2 separate regions of the Homo sapiens genome follow, and region 1 is linked to region 2. Evidence: read pairs that join two places in POLR2A ChIA-PET (ENCODE). Cell type or tissue: PC-9. All regions are shown on one strand.

The links. Peaks named below come from ENCODE experiments on the same cell type or tissue, not always from the same donor. Only the 100,000 strongest peaks of a DNase experiment are listed, where the experiment ranks them.
Region 1: POLR2A ChIA-PET joins it to region 2 with 7 read pairs; 3 of 35 experiments call an interaction of 5 or more read pairs at or near these places.

The regions. Positions count from the first base shown.
Region 1 is chr19:40,783,521-40,786,020 of GRCh38, forward strand. RAB4B (RAB4B, member RAS oncogene family) reads left to right here. Exons shown (of 8, transcript NM_016154.5): 4 at 258-320; 5 at 401-555. It overlaps MIA-RAB4B (MIA-RAB4B readthrough (NMD candidate)), which reads left to right. Exons shown (of 10, transcript NR_037775.1): 6 at 258-320; 7 at 401-555. RAB4B-EGLN2 (RAB4B-EGLN2 readthrough (NMD candidate)) reads left to right here. Exons shown (of 12, transcript NR_037791.1): 4 at 258-320; 5 at 401-555. Among named protein-coding and RNA genes, the nearest start is that of RAB4B, 6.5 kb to the left of the region's middle. In PC-9, no CTCF peak of the experiment used is centred here; no DNase peak of the experiment used is centred here.
Region 2 is chr19:41,248,988-41,251,487 of GRCh38, forward strand. All of the region lies in intron 14 of AXL (AXL receptor tyrosine kinase), which reads left to right. Among named protein-coding and RNA genes, the nearest start is that of HNRNPUL1, 14 kb to the right of the region's middle. In PC-9, no CTCF peak of the experiment used is centred here; a DNase peak (open chromatin) is centred at 964.

The DNA of each region.
Region 1 (2,500 bases), 470 kb before region 2:
AGACAAAAATGGAGATTCATAAATAGAGACAGCTGGCCAGCTAAGTGAGATAGAAGCTGAGAGAGGCGAAGAGAGAGGGACTTCAAGGATGCAAGAAGAGAGAGGAATTGCATGGTGACCCGACCAAGGCCAGGTTTTGGGGGATGGGCCAGCAGTGAAGGGGGGGGCCTCCGAACCACCAGTCTGTCTCTGTAGAGGGGGGCATTCTCGGGGCAGACCCCAGCCTTGGGGGTGACTGGGTCCCCCTGGCCCCACAGGTCAGTGACGCGGAGTTATTACCGAGGGGCGGCTGGAGCCCTGCTGGTGTACGACATCACCAGGTGGGTGCCCGGGGTGGGTGGGGTAGGGCATGGGTGGTTCCTCTCCTGCACTGCCTCCCTCCCTTCTCCCTTCTCCACAGCCGGGAGACATACAACTCACTGGCTGCCTGGCTGACGGATGCCCGCACCCTGGCCAGCCCCAACATCGTGGTCATCCTCTGTGGCAACAAGAAGGACCTGGACCCTGAGCGGGAGGTCACTTTCCTGGAGGCCTCCCGCTTTGCCCAGGAGAATGGTGAGGGCTGTGTCGTGGACCAGGTGGTGGTGGGGGTGGACAGTCCACAGGGACCATGGGTTTACTGGCTCTCAGTGGCTGTACCCAGCAGGGGAACGTGGAGGTTCAGAAGTCTGGGTTCAAATTTGAGTGTTGGCTGGGTGTAGTGGCTCACACCTGTAATCCCAGCAGTTTGGGAGGCCAAGGTGGGAGGACTGCTTGAGCCCAGGAGTTTGAGACCAGCCTGGACAACACAGTGAGATCCTATCTCTATAAAAAATTTAAAAAATTAGCTGGGTGTGGTGGCTCATGGCTGTAGTCCCAGCTACAGTGGAGGCTGAGGCAGGAGGATCACCTGAGCCTGAGAGTTTAAGACTGCAGTGAGCTGTGATCACGCCATTGTACTCCAGTCTGGGAGACAGAGCAAGACACTGTCTCCAAAAACAACAACAACAACAAAACAACAACAAAACTAAGTGTTGCCATCAGTGAGCTATGTGATTACACTGGTTCTCAGTTTCTTCATCTGGAAAGTGGGATCACAGTGTTTCTGCCCCACAGTGTGCTGTGATGATTAAGGGAGATTGTGGAAAGTCCTTAGCACCCGCCACAGAGTGGGTGCTAGATTAATGTTGGCCGCTAAGGTTTCGCCTACCGTCAGGAGGCCGCACAGGGTATTGGTTTTTTAAATTAATTATTTTATTTATTTTTTCCTCCTACCGCACCTTCCTGGGTATTGGTTTAATGTAGAGATTGCAACCCTAGATGGCCCTAGGTGAAAGGCACTTTTTTTTTTTTTTTTCTGAGACGGAGTCTTGTTCTGTTGCCCAGGCTGGAGTATAGTGGCGCAATCTCGGCTCACTGCAACTTCTGCCTCAGCCTCCCGAGTAGCTGGGACTACAGGTGTGCGCCACAACGCCTGGCTAATTTTTATATTTTTAGTAGAGACGGGGTTTCACCATATTGGCCAGGCTGATCTCGAACTCCTGACCTTGTGATCCGACTGCCTCGGCCTCCCAAAGTACTGGGATTACAGGCGTGAGACACTGCGCCCGGTGAAAGGCACATTTTTGAATACAGGAGATGGGATGGGGTAGATCCTTGAGTAACAGGTACTGGTGTTAAGGGGAGTGCAGCATACTGACAACCCACACCAAAAGGTTTGCAAGGGCCAACCACAATGGCTCACACCTGTAATCCCAGCATTTTGGGAGGCCAAGGTAGGAGCATCACTTGAGATCAGGAGTTTTAGACCAGCCTGTGTAACAGAGTGAGACCCTGCCTCTACAAAAAAAAAAAAAAAAAAAAAGCCTGGGTGTGGTGGTATGTGCCTGTGGTCTGGGGTACTCAGGAGGTTGAGGCAGGAGGATCACTTGTGCCCAGAAGTTCGAGGCTGCAGTGATCTGCAATCACACCACTGCACTCCAGCCTGGGGGACAGAGAGAGACTTTGTCTCAAAGAAAAAAACAAAAAAGGTTTGCAAGTATAAACTCATTTGAAAACATTGTGTTGGCCAAACCACCCACATCTGGTGGCTTGAGATCTGCCTGTGTTCCCCTGTTTTGCAACCTCCAGGTTTAAAGGAGGTTTTGCCATCAGAGAGGTGTGGGTGTGAATTCAGCTCTGATTTTCTGACTGTGGGGCCTTGTCATGCTGCTGATGGGTAGACTCTGGTTGGCCTGTTCCTGTCCTAGATGGTGCTAGAGACACAGTGTTGGAGACAGCCCTAGGCCCAACCTTCATGGAGCTCACAGTTCAGTGGGTGAGGGTGGAAGGACAGACCCACTTCCAGACAGTGACACCTCAGGAAGGTCAGGGCTTGATGGTGAAGCACCGGGAGACAGGGGTCAGAGCCAGCAGGGGAGAGCCCCAGAGGGTCAGGGCCAGTACTGGGGGGGCAGGCAGAGGGATCGGGGTGGGATGGAGAACACAGGCAGAGGGGTCAGGGCTGGGATAGGGCAGGCAG
Region 2 (2,500 bases):
CAAAGGTGGGAGACGGGTTGAAGGAACAACTGGGGGCAGGGAGGGAAACCAGAGATGAGCAGCAGCAGGAAGTCACTTCCCCCGCTAGGCCTGAAGGGTAGAGGGAGCAAGTGGTGTTACCAGAATCCACAGCTAGGGACACCAGGCAGGAGCTGGTATCACAGAGTTAGAGGCTGCTCTGTGGGAGCTAAAAACCCAGAATAGCACTTTGGGAGGCCGAGGCAGCAGATCGCTTGAGTCCAGGAGTTTGAGACCAGCCTAGGCAATATGGTGAAACCACATGTCTATGAAAAAAAAAATAATAATAGTAACAAAAAATTAGCTGGGCATGGTGGCACACGCCTGTAGTCCCAGCTACTTGGGACACTGAGGTGGGAGAATCACTTGAGTCTGTGCGGCAGAGGTTGCAGTCAGCTATGATCATGCCACTGCACTCCAATCTGGGTGACAGAGTGAGACTTTGTCTTAAAAAAATAAAACACACATGGCTGGGCGTGGTGGCTCACGTCTGTAATCCCAGCACTTTGGGAGGCCAAGGCGGGTGGATCACATGAGGTCAGGAGTTCGAGACTGGCCTGATCTGCATAGCGAAACCCCACCTCTACTAAAAATACAAAAATTAGCCAGGCGTGGTGGCAGGCACCTGTAATCCCAGCTACTCGGGAGGCTGAGGCAGGAGAATCGCTTGAACCTCACAGGCGGAGATTGCAGTGAGCCGAGATCGTGCCACTGCCCTCCAGCCTGGGCGACAGAGCAAGACTCCGTCTGAAAAAAAAAAAAAATTAAAACACACACACGCACACATGGGCGACACAACCACCACCAAGGGAATACCAGAAGCAGAGAGAGGGTGAAATACCCTGGCTTCTCCCTTTCTCCCCGCTACCTGCCAGTCTCCCATAAGGGCCTACCTCCCATTGGCAAATCCCAAGAGGAAACCACTAGGAAAGGGAGCCTGGGAAATGTAGTTTTCAGGGGCCGGCCCACTGTGATACATAGTGGAGCAGGAGAAGCTCTAGAATGAGGCATACCTGGCTGAATCATTTACCAGCTATGCGATCTCAGGCAAATGACTTTCCCTCTCTGAGCCTCCCACCTGTCATCTGGAAAAAAGGACCCTAATGTCCCCACCTTCCAAAGCTGTTTTGAGGCAAAGCACTTCATGCTGAGGGTGGCAAGTAGGACATGCTTGTTAATGTGGAGTAGGACTATATTATTTCCATTATCAGAGAGGGCAGGAGCCATTTCAGGGTTACACAGCACAGGAAGTCCAGGGCTAAGTTCTTCACACACAGGGAAGGAGAAGCATAGGGCATTCAGATTGGGGCTGGTGGTGAATAGAGAATGATCCTTTCTGAATTACAGGGCTTAAAAGCTTGGGCTATGAAGTCATTACCCACTCATTCGTTCATTATGGAGCACCTCCTGTGTACCAGGTTATTTTGTTTGTTTTGCTCTGTTTTGTTTTGTTTTGAGGAGGAGTCTCACTCTGCTGTCCAGGCTGGAGTGCAGTGGCATGACCTCAGCTAACTACTACCTCTGCCTCCCAGGTTCAAGCGATTCTTCTGCCTCAGCCTCCTGAGTAACTGGGACTACAGGTGTGCGCCACCACGCCCAGCTAATTTTTGTGTTTTTAGTAGAGACGGGGTTTCACCATGTTGGCCAGGATGGTCTCTATCTCTTGACCTCATGATCCACCTGCCTCGGCATCCCAAAGTGCTGGGATTACAGGTGTGAGCCACCACACCCAGCCTACGTTTTTTGTTTTTTGAGACAGAGTCTTGCTCGTTGCCCATGCTGGAGAGCAGTGGCAGGATCACAGCTCACTGTAGTCTCAACCTCTGAGGCTCAAGCGATCCTCCCCACTCAGCCTCCCACTGGTTATAGTCTTGGCCTGGGTCTGAATCTCAGCCGTGCAACCTTGGGCAAGTCATTTTGCCTCTGTGAGCCACAGTGTCCTGAACTGTTAAATGGGATGATACTTGTTTGGGTCCCCAGGGCAGGTAGGGAAGTGCTGGGAAGCAGCCTGGGCAGTTGTGAGCAGGTGGACCCTGGAGCCAGACTGCCCGGGTTTGAGATCTGCCTCTTCCACCTCCAAGCTGTGTGTTCCCTTAGGCAGACTCCTAACCTTTTTGTGCCTTGCTTTCTTCATCTTTAAAATAGAGATAGGCCAGGGACAGTGGCTCATGCCTGTAATCCCAGTGCTTTGGGAGGCCGAGGTGGGAGGATCACTTGAGGCTGGGAGTTTGAGACCAGCCTGGACAACATAGCAAGACTCCCTCTCAAAAAATTGGCTGGGCATGGTGGCTCACACTTGAAATCCTAGCACTTTGGGAGGCCAAGGCAGGCAGATCACTTGAGGTGGGGAGTTTGAGACCAGCCTGGCCAACATGGTGAAACCCCGTTTCTACTAAAAATACAAAAATTAGCTGGGCATGGTGGTGCATGCCTGTAATCCCAGCTACTCGGGAGGCTGAGGTACGAGAATCTCTTGAACTGG